Regions from separate parts of the Homo sapiens genome. Here region 1 is linked to region 2. The links are chromatin contacts, found by Hi-C or POLR2A ChIA-PET in ENCODE. All regions are on one chromosome and are shown on one strand. Each heading gives the region's core, a stretch centred on a gene start or an enhancer-like site at or near the end of the contact. The rest is flanking DNA. Distances are from core to core; before and after follow the strand shown.

Region 1 (6,448 bases), core at 3,228-5,727, 730 kb after region 2:
ATCAAGACCGGCCTGATCAACATGGTGAAACCCTGTCTCTACTAAAAATACAAAATTAGCCAGGCGTGCTGGTGTGCGCCTGTAATCCCACTCGGGAGGCTGAGGCAGGAGAATCACTTGAATCCGGTAGGTGGAGGGTACAGTGAGCCAAGATTGCACCATTGCACTCCAGCCTAGGCAACAACAGCAAAACTCCATCTCAAACAAACAAACAACAACAAAAAAACCCTTAGAGGCCAAAGAATCAAAGCAGAAGCCCTGAAGATGCAGCTTATTCTTTAGTCAAGGTAACCTTTCTACTAAATGGTTCTTAACAACTTTTAAGTATTAAAGTATTACAGTGATACTCCAAAGTATTACAAAAGGATCCTGATGGATGAATATGGAGAAAATAACCTTAGTTCCTTTGTGATTCTTGGATAGTAAGCATACCTAAGTAGCAGAGCTTATTAATTATTCAAAAATATTTATTATTTGGGTACAAGCACTATGCTAGGCATGAGACTATAAATGGAGAAAGACAGCTTAGTCTTGCAGACAGAGACCAAAAAAAAAAAAATCACACAAATCTATAATTACACATTATGTTAAGTTATGATGGAAAAATATAGATGCTATGACAGTCTACATGAGAGGGATCTAATCCAGTCTGGGGAGGTAAGTGATGGCTAGGCTCAGAATTCAGATCCGACCTATGCCACTTACTAACCTGGATAAGCTACTTACCTCTCTGAATCTGTTTTCTCATCTGTAATAATAGTTCATAAGAGTATCTACTTCATAAGGTTCTTATAAGTATTAAATGAGAGAAATCCATGAACCAGTTGGTATAGTATCTAGACACTTTCAATACAGGTTCTGTATGTTTGATTATTTCAGGGCTGTTCCATGACTCCTCCAGTTTGGGTTAACTGCCTGTCTCTATGCTCCCCCAAAACGCTCTACATACCACTACTACAACATTACCTTACTGTATTGCAATCATCTACTCATTTAACTATTCTGTTTTCATGAGACTGTGAGCAGCTCTGCAGGAATCACGCCTTATGCTTCTTTCATCCCTAATGCTCCAAGACTTCTAGCTCACAGCTCGAGCTCCTTAAATGTTGTAGGAGAAATAAATACACTCTTCCCCAGCACTCACCATCTTTATTTCACTACAGCCTTCTTATCTTTTCTTAAACAAGCCATCTCAGGATCTTTACATTGGCTATTCCTTCTGCCATCAAATCAATCTAATCATCTATCTATCTATCTATCTATCTATCTATCTATCGCAATCAATCAATCACAATTTTTCTCTATTGCAATCAATCAATCACAATTTTTCTCTATCTATCTATCTATTGCAATCAATCACAATTTTTCCGGCTGGGCGAGGTGGCTCACACCTGTAATTCCAACACTTTGGGAGGCCAAGGCAGGTGGATTACTTGAGGCCAGGAGTTCGAGACCAGCCATGCCAATATAGTGAAACCCTGTCTCTATTAAAAACACAAAAATTAGCCGGGCGTGGTGGCGGACGCCTGTAATCCCAGCTGAGGCAGGAAAATCACTTGAACCTGGGAGGTGGAGTTTGTAGTGAGCTGAGATTGCTCCACTGCACTCCAGCCTGGGTGAGAGTGAGACTCTGCCACAAAAAAAAAAAAAAAAAAAAAGAACAAATTTTCGTATGCTTTTATAGAAAATTCTTCTCCAGATCTCCAGATCTTTTCTTTTTTGATTGCTCCTTGCTGGGCAGGGCTATCCCACAGGCAGTATGCCTAGAGTAGCCCCAGATCTTTCAACAGCTTGCATCTCAGCACTCTTGTCTCTGCTCAGTTACCTCTCTCTAGAGCTGTTTTCTGACCACCTTACCCAAAATAGCCACTTCACCCCAAACTCTGAGTCACTCTCTAACCCGGTCTTTATTTTATTCCTAGCATGTATTACGTGAAATTGCATTATGATTTTACTCACTCTGTCCCATTAGAATGTAAGCTAATTAGAATTCTGTCCCACTAGAATTCCAATTCTGTCCCATTAGAGTGTAAGCTCCATGTGGATAGAGTATAAAATTAAAACAAACTCAGTTTCTCCTATTATTTCACTCAACAATCAACAACACACAACACTTCTGATACCAGATGTGTGATGGTTTTTCCCCACATATCAAGCAAGCTATCAACTGTGTCTACTGGACACCAGTCAAGTGTCCTCTAATTCAATTCAATTTTGATGTTATCTACCTGGAGATACTGTCAGATGTTACAGGTTGAAGGCTCAGTCCCACAAGACTGCCCTTACTTCAGATGCCAACAGTAGGTCCAAGGCCACTGGCCAACTAACTACAAACCAGGGTTCCCATGACCTCATCTTCAGGTTCAACTAATTTGCTAGGGCAGCTCACAGAACTCAGGGAAATGTGTTTACTGATTTAAAGGATATTACAAAGAATACTGAGGAACACCAGATGGTAGGTATGGAAAGCTCTGGAGTCCTCAAGACTGGCCATTTAAAGATCGCATTCTGCCACTGCAATTTTAAGCACGCAATACCCATGACAGGCCAGATGATGTGGTGGCTCACGCCAGTAATGCCAGCACTGTGGGAGGCTGAGATGGGTAGATCAGATCAGTTAAGCCCAGTTCAAGACCAGGCTGGGCAACATGGCAAAACCCCATCTCTACTAAAAAAAACAAAAATTAACTGGGCATCATGGCAAGCGTCTAGAGTCCCAGCTACTCTAGGGCGCTGAGGCAGGAGGATCACCTGAGCCTTGGGAGGTTGAGGCTGCAGTGGGCTGTGATTGGGCCACTGCACTCCAGCCTGGGCAAGAGTGAGACCCTATATCAAAAAATAAAATAAATAAAAAATACCCATGACATCTCTAGAAATTTTTCCTGTGTGTCCATTTCAAATTCCACCTTTTCCACAAAGTCTCCCCTCATAACTTTACTAGTCTATGACACAGTGTCTCACACCTGGGGAGCACTCAAATGTTTGCTGCCTGTAACATTTACTAAACAAACTCTTGGCTGGGCATGGTAGCTCATGCCTGCAATCCCAGCACTTTGGGAGGCCTAGGTGAGAAGATTGATGGAGGCCAAGAGTTGGAGACCACTCTGGCCAACGCAGTAACACCCTATTTCTAGTTTTTTTTTAAAAAAATTTCAGATGCCGGGCATGGTGGCTCATGCCTGTAATCCTAGCACTTTCGGAGGCCGAGACAGGAGGACTGCTTGAGGCCAAGAATTCAAGACCAACCTGGCCAACACAGCGAGACCGCATCTCAAAAAATAAAGTTAAAAAAAAAAGCAAAAAAATTTTAGAAACGAGGGTGGGGAGAAAACTCTCCAGCCCACATAACTTATTCCATTCAATTCTTTTTGCACTAAGGTTAGTATTACACAAATGCACATTTTGTGTTCTGTAATTGTTTTATGTCTGTATACCTTGCACCCCTATCTTCCCTGTTGCCAAAGACAGATTTTCTTCTGTGTACACAACCCCCAGGACAGAGCAAGGCACCAACAGTAATTCCCAAAATAATTTTTTGATTAAAACTTTTGGAGTCATACTGTCATCAGCCAGAAAAAAAAACATGCGTGAGGAGAATGAAGGGTGTTAAAAGAGCTCAAGCTGATGTCCTGAAAGGATTACTTTATCTATAACCTTCCTGAACACTAGCCTTTTCCTGTTGAGTTCGCATGGAAAGTTTTTCCACTTAAAATGGGGCAGCAAGGCTGGGAACTAGTAGGAGTAGCGTAACTTCTCGGACTCTCCCACTGAAAAGCATCTTTTTCTTAAAGGCGGAGAGCACTTTACAGACGGTTACTAAGGTAACCGGAAACAGCAAAACTGAGGTGGTTCTATCTACGGAAGAAATTCTAAGCTCCAAAGTTAAAATGCGGAGCAGTGGCGCATATCAGCAGACGGCGGTCACTACTGTGGCTCATTTAAATCTGTGTTCAGCTCCGGGCCTCTTTTTTCAGGAATCCTTGTTTCGGGACACCCAGTGGACAGCGAAAGGAGAGAGACCACCACAGGCAAACGGCCGGAAAGCCGCGCAGTCGCAGCCCGCGCGCTTCACTCCGCCCAAATAAGCCACTACCGTCACCAACCCCATCTCGTTCGCCCGAGCCGCGGACCTGAGGGAGCGCTGTCCGCTCCCCGCAAGATGCTCACGCGAAAAACCCACTCTTCAGTGTCTGAGACCACTCCGCAGCTTTCGGCCTCGGTGAGCGGGTGAACTAAACCCGGGAAACCGCTGAAAGACCCCAGCTTCGACTAGGCCTAGTCGTAGCGGCGGCCAGCGGGAGGGCGTAGCCGTAGTCTTGGCCCACGTCATTCTGTGCCCCGGGTCAGGTCACCGCCCGGAGGGTATGGGAAGAGAAATGAAGAAGACTGGTACTCCCAGACCCTTCCGTATCGAGGACCCCAATCAACAACCCACCTGGTGAGCGCCATCTTCTTCCGCTTCTTCCAGCGCGAGCGACAGCACCGCTGGGCGGGTCTTTCCAGATGATGAGGAGCGGAAAGGAAGGAGTGCGCGATGCGCAGGCGCTCTGGCCGAAAAGGCCTTCTGGGATTTGTAGTTCTTTGAACAGGAGTACCGTTTGTATTCTGACCAGACCAAGCGGTTATCAAGGAATAATCTCTTCAGCTAGCAACAAATGCATAACTCGATCGCTTATATGCGACATGATAGGGCGTTCCCTAGGCAAAATATCAAAGATACAGGGAGATGCCTTTTAGGCCGCTTTATTACGTTCCTTACTCAGTCCCGTTCCCCGAGAAGGGGTACAAAATACAAAAGCTTCCCGGGGACAGCTACTTTAAGTAAGAGTGATAGGGCGTTTAAAACGACAGGTAATAATGAGACTAGCTAATGGAGAGTCCTTGGACTCTCTGAAAACATTCACACTCAAAACTTTTCTTTAAACCATATCCTCTCACCCGCCAAAACACTCTCTTGGGGAGATATTTCGTAATCCTTGGTAATTTACCGAGTGTCTGGGTTCTCTGCCCAGGGTATGACAAGGCTGAAATCTCATAGGAGGCTCTGGAGAAAAATCCATCTCCTAACTCATTCTTGTTGGCAAAAATCAGTTCCTGGCGGTTGTGGGATCGAGTTCCCTGTTTTGTTTTGTGCTGTTAGTGGTGGCCACCCTCAGCTCCTAGGGGTCACTCTCGAGTCCTTCCCACATGAGCCCTATTTATTGGTAGTTCACAACATGGATATTTGCTTTCTGAGGCACATCTTTCTGACTCCTCTTCTGCCACTGTTGGAGAAAAATGCCCTGCTTTTAAAGGGCTCATGTGATTAGATCAGGAGCACCTGGATAATCTCCCTATTTTAAGATCAACTCTTGGCCGGGCGCAGTAGCTCACACTTGTAATCCTAGCACTTTGGGAGGTCGGGGCGGGCGGATTGCCTGAGCTCAGGAGTTCGACAAAGCCTGGGCAACATGGTGAAACCCTGTCTCTACTAAAAATACAAAAATTAGCTGGGCGTTGTGGCGCGCTCCTGTAGTCCTAGCTACTGGGGAGGCTGAGGCAGGAGAATCGTGTGAATCAGGAGACGGAGGTTGCAGTGAGCCAAGATCACGCCACTGCACTCCAGCCTGGCGACAGAGTGAGACTGCGTCTCAAAAAATAAAAATAAATAAATAAATAAATAAATAAATAATATAAAAGAATAGCTGGGTGTGGTGATGTGCTCTTGTTTTCTCAGCTACTTGGGAGGCTGAGGTACAAGAATCGCTTGAACCCAGGAGGTGGAGGTTGCAGTGAGCCGAGATTGCACCATTGCACTCCAGCGTGGGTGACAAAGTAAAATTCTGTCTCAAAAAAAAAAAAAAAATCAACTCTGCCACACCGCATAACAGAATCAGAATCTTCATAGTCATGGCCCCAGGGGTTATGTAGGTCAGGTACTGTGGGGGTTGGGTGAGGAGGAGATCTTGGGGGATATCCTAGAATTCTGCCTGCCACAGCATGTAAACCAAAAAAACAAAAAGAAAAAATCTTTTGGTAAATACAGGATTGTTAATCACATTGTGTAATATAACCTGCATGGCCTGGGAGCCCGAAGATTAGAGTTTAAGATGTAGCTTTGGCTGGGTGTGGTGGCTTGTGCCTTTAATCCCAGCACTTTGGGAGGCTGAGGCGGGCAGATCACCTGAGGTCGGGAGTTTGAGACCAGCCTGACCAACATGGAGAAACTGCGTCTCTACTGAAAATACAAAATTAGCCGGGCGTGGTGGTGCTTGCCTGTAATCCCAGCTACTCGGGAGGCCGAGGCAGGAGAATCGCTTGAACTCGGGAGGCGGAAGTTGTGGTGAGCCGAGATCGTGCGTCGTTGCACTCTAGCCTGAGCAACAAGAGTGAAACTGTCTCAGAAAAAAAAAAAAAAAAAAAAAAGATGTAGCTTCAGCACCAATAAATTCTTATAGGGCAAGTCATT
Region 2 (4,699 bases), core at 1-2,500:
TGCTGCTGCTGCTGTTGCTGTTGCTGTTGCGCGGCGGCGGCGGCGGCCGCCGCTGCTGCCGCCGCCGCCGCCGCTTCCTTAGCCGACAGGGCCACTGTCTTGACCCCGACGGGCGGCGGCGGCCCGGGGGAGCGGCCGTCCTGGAAGCAGCCGTGCGCCCGCTTCAGCTGGCGCGCTGTCTCGATCACGAATTCGATGCGATCAGCGCCCTCGTAGTTGACGCAACCGCGGCATACGGGTTCCGAGAAGTCCCAGATCATGGCCCAGGGCATGCGGGGCAGGTCGCACAGGTAGCAAGATTGTCTCCGGGACGAGGACACCTGCGCCGCCGACATGATGCCTGCCCTGGGGAAGGTAGGCCCCCGCCCGGGCTGTCTCCGCGGCGCCTTCTCCTCCGGGAGGACTGGCCGGCTGGGGAGGGAGTCCGACTGCGGGGGAGGGAGGAGGGGGGGCGAGAAAGTTCTGCCCCAGGGGCTGGAGGGAACGCGAGTCTCCACCGCCGGCGCAGCGCCTCGCCGTGGGGGCTCCACCGCCCGGGCAGCGGACGGGTTCAGCCCTCTCTTCGCCCCCACCTCCTACTGCGGTTGACTCGTCGCGAGGGGAGCTCAGGCGCCTTCTTCCTGGTGCTGCAGACTTGGGCTGGAAGCTCCCGGCCCGAGGGGAGGGGGCGAGGGTGCCCGGTGGTGGCCGCCGTTGCCTCTTGGCCCCCTCCCCGGAGTGGCTGGTGCGTGGAAGCTCGAAAGGGGCTGTCTCTTCCTCTCCCCGGGGACCCCCCTACGAGCTGCGTCCTCTCCCCGACGGGCCCCCTGGGGCGAGGGCCAGAGGGTTCAGTGCCACCCGGTGCCCGGGTCCAATCTTGCTGAAGCCGCTGCTTCCCCGGAGGACCGGGGGAGGGGGTGGCAGCCGAGAAAGGACCTTCTCCCCTCCGCAGCGTCGGCCGTTCTGCTGGCGGCGACTGGGTTTGCACCCCGGAGGGAGCCGCCGCGGCCACTGCTTCCAGGACGCACGAGAGCAGAGGAGAGGAGTGCACGCACGCAGGCTCCCGCCGCCCCCAGGCCTGGCCGGCGCCCGGGCCGCCGCGGCTGGCGGCGCTCACGTTGGCTGCAGGGCGCTCGCGCGGCGCCTCGGCCCGGGTCGCATCCCTTCCCGCTCGTGCTCACGCTCGCCCGGAATGTGGGGTTGTGATTGTTACTCTACGTTCCGGAGGCGCGTCTCGGCGCTCCTGCTCCGGCTGCGGCTCGCGCTGTCCCCGGCTTGGCCGCGCGGGATGCCGCCCGGGCGGAGCGCTGACGTCACCGCCATGCTCTGCACCAGTTCTTCCCCCTCCCCTTTACACTTCCTCTGTGGAGCCCACTTGTTGCTCAGGCAAGGCGCATGCGCGGCAGGACGCCCAGATTCCTCCCAGCCGGCCCCTCCTCCGCGCCTCCGCCCTCCCCTCCCCCCTCGCCGTGTGTGTACAACAGCTGAGGCCCGGCGAGCTAATGCTGGAAGTCCAGAGCTGGGGGTGGAAATTAAACAGACGATGACCTTTCCTTTCCCTGCCGGGCATTCCCAAGTAAAAACGCATTTAAGAACCACTAGCGTCGTTTCCGATCCCTGCTCCCCACCCCACCCCCAAGCCTCGGCAGTGAATTTAAATGTCCTGTTTCAGGATTTTTCGCCGTGAATTTCGTATAAGGTATTAACCATTTCATCTGCGGTTGAACCTTATCCCCCCCGGCATGGATGTTAAATTCATCGCCACCACTGATGCCGAAGCACCTGCAAAATTAGCTGTTTTCCAATCTTCCAGAAATTGTCTTTTCTATTTGTTTTTGTGCCCTGATCTAGGAACCCGGGCTTCAACGATAGAGCTAAATGAATTCAGAGTGCGCTACCCTTCCCCCCAGCCGCACTTTAAAAATTTTGGCTGAACGTCTGAAGAAGATACGAGCACCCCGAGGCCTTTAAGGAAAACAGGCAACTGGCTGCGCACAGCTGCAGTTCAGGGCAGGGAGGGGGAGGGGCCGGAGAGGCCAAACAGGTGAGTGTTTTTTCTAGAGTTTGATTTTTAAAAGGTGGAGGCAGCATTTAATAATACTGATACATTTTTGTAAAGCACAGCCGCAGTTTTCAAAGTTCTTTCTCAGGCGCTGTGATCTCACTCCATGTTGCCCCAGAAGGCGGAACAAGGCCGTGATTTTTTTTTTTTTTTTTTTTTAAGACGGAGTCTTGCTCTGTCGCCCAGGCTGGAGTGCAAAATGGCGCGATCTCGGCTCACTGCAACCTCTGCCTCGCAGGTTCAAGCGATTCTTCCGCCTCAGCCTCCCAAGTAGCTGTGATTACCGGCACCCGCCATCAGGCCCAGCTAATTTTTTGTATTTTTGTAGAGACATGGTTTCACCATGTTAGCCAGCTGGTCTTGAACTCCTGACCTCAGGTGATCCTCCCGCCTCGGCCTTCCAAAGTGCTGGGATTACAAGCATGAACCACCACGCCCGGCCAAGGCCGTGATTTCTTCTGCCTTACAAGATCACTGCTCATCAGTATTGCTTATGGCACGATGGATATGTTGGTCATAGCTCTAGTTGGGGCATTTCTATTGATTATTCTAATTATTGGGTTTGCTTTTTTTTTTTTTTTTATTTCATGAAAACTGAGATAATCCCAGGGAAGGCTGGAGAAGGGAAAGCAATATAATGGGATTTCGGATTCTGAAGTGTGGCCCACCAGATTGAAATTTCCTCTCCATCACTAACTGGCTCTCCACCCTTAAGCTAGTTACCCACAAAATCTCTCTTTTCCATGGAAAAGAGAATGGAATGATAGCTCCCAGGTTGTTAGGGTTGTTTGAGATTTCAACTTCGGTTTTTTGTTTTTTTGAGATAGGATCTTGTTCTGTTGCCCAGGCTGGAGTGCAGTGGCACACTCGCGGCTGGCAGCAGCCTGACCTCCCAGGCTCAAGTAATCCTCCCACCTCAGCCTCCCTAGTAGCTGGGACTACAGGCATGTGCCATTACACCTGGCCAATTTTTTTGTATTTTTGGAAAGGGATGGGGTTTTGCCGTGTTGCCCAGGCTGGTCTCAAACTCCTGGGCCCAAGTGATGCACCCACCTTGGCCTCCCAAAGTGTTGGGATTACAGGCATGAGCCACCTCACCCGGCCTCAATTTGTTTCTTGTCATAAGAAGAGATAACGCTTACTTAGACTTGCCGTGGGACCTTAGTAAACTAGGTGGCTTTACTTGCATCACCCTTAATATTATCTACATTATTAAGGGGATATTATCTATAGTATTTTGTTGTTGTTTTGAGACAGAGTCCACTCTGTCACCCAGGCTGGAGTACAGTGACGCAATCTCAGCTCACTGCAACCTCCACCTCCCAGGTTCAAGCAATTCTCCTGCCTCAGTCTCCCAAGTACCTGGGGATACAGGCGCCCGCCACCACACCCAGCTCATTTTTGTATTTTTAGTAGAGACGGACTTTCACCATGTTGGCCAGGCTGGTCTCGAACTCCTGACCTCAGGTGATCCTCCCGCCTCAGCCTCCCAAAGTGCTGGGATTACAGGCATGACCCACCGTGACCGGCCTATTACAGTATTAAACCCTTAATATTATCTACAGGGTAGATTCTTTTACCTCCATTTTACAAACCAGGAAAGTAAAGAGGCTATATAACTTGCCTACAGCCATTAGTGATGGGGCTGGGATTTGAATCCAGTAAATCTGATTTGAGGTGTCTTTGACAAGCTCAGGCTTGCAGAGGTGGTTTGGGGTGCTCAAAATTCCCATCAGCCCCAGTTGATTTGGTGTTACATACAATCTTACGTAAGTACTATGCCAATACACCTTCATAACCAACCCCCAGCCTCCCCTTCCAAGCGCATTTGTACCACTGAGTTCTATATACAGAAGTTGTAGATCTGTCACTACCAGACTGTAACTTAAATACACCATACAGAATGGAGAGCAGTGTTGGACTCACAGTTAGTGTTAGTTATTATTAGTATTGATACTAGTGTTGGTACTATTGCTGGTTGACATGTGACAGTACTTAGTAAACTGCATAAATTGTGAGGATCACTATTATCACTCTTATTACTAGTAATTGCAATAAAGTTCAGTGGAAGCAACAAGAGATACTTACTTTTATTTTGACACTTGACTTCCAGAGCCTGTTCCCCTATCCAACCCTCCCCAGAGCCCCAATCTCCCACTCATTCTGGGGCCCCTGAGTGCAAAGGAAAGGCGAGTTTTTAAGGACAGAAGAGGAGGAGGAGCCCTAGGGAGCCCCTCTTTCATCTCAAAGCAGCCAGATTTCTGTTTTTGCAAAACAGTGAGCTCACTGTGCACTCTAGAGCAATAATAAACTTTCTCTGGCCTGCTGGCACTTTGCAGTGATTCCTCTGCAAAGAGTTGCTTGGGGAGCATTGCCTCACTCTCCCAGACTTCAGCCCTCCCCACACTACCGCTACCCTGGAGTGAGTCAAAACATAGGGGTGGGAAATGGTTTGACATCCCCGCCAGCCTGGGGCTCCTTAGCTTTGGCTCGGTTGGGTGACCCATTTCTTTACATTAATATTTATTCAGCCCTTCCCTTTATTAAACCAAAAATATTAGGGAAATAGCAACTTAGCCACAACCCTCCAGCCAGGCTGCTAGAGAAAGCAAGTTGGATTCTATGTCATGGTGTTATGTTTGGTATGCACACACATAT

What was found. A loop is a pair of places that touch in the nucleus more often than their neighbours do. ChIA-PET counts read pairs that join two places held with the same protein, here RNA polymerase II (POLR2A). Pooled maps may share reads with other maps.
Region 1: a loop to region 2 is called in a pooled map, with 5 times the contacts of the local background. The contact joins the promoter of SNW1 here to the promoter of IRF2BPL in region 2. A Hi-C loop is called at or near these places in 3 of 50 pooled maps. POLR2A ChIA-PET finds 5 or more read pairs at or near these places in 2 of 52 experiments (activated B cell and activated T-cell).

The regions. Positions count from the first base shown.
Region 1 is chr14:77,756,679-77,763,126 of GRCh38, forward strand. It overlaps SNW1 (SNW domain containing 1), which reads right to left and starts at 4,478. Exons shown (of 14, transcript NM_012245.3): 1 at 4,436-4,478. The coding sequence starts at 4,449. SLIRP-OT1 (SLIRP overlapping transcript 1) reads left to right here and starts at 4,090. Exons shown (of 2, transcript NR_161324.1): 1 at 4,090-4,438. RefSeq lists enhancers at 3,668-4,442, 4,350-4,669, 5,217-5,991.
Region 2 is chr14:77,027,458-77,032,156 of GRCh38, forward strand. IRF2BPL (interferon regulatory factor 2 binding protein like) reads right to left here and starts at 1,251. Exons shown (of 1, transcript NM_024496.4): 1 at 1-1,251. The coding sequence starts at 335. LOC107984638 (a long non-coding RNA gene) reads left to right here and starts at 11. Exons shown (of 4, transcript NR_190002.1): 1 at 11-354; 2 at 1,831-2,023; 3 at 2,204-2,279; 4 at 2,370-4,115. It overlaps LOC105370579 (a long non-coding RNA gene), which reads right to left. Exons shown (of 2, transcript NR_169510.1): 2 at 4,102-4,699. RefSeq lists silencers at 381-880, 1,001-1,210, 1,411-1,540 and an enhancer at 2,304-2,824.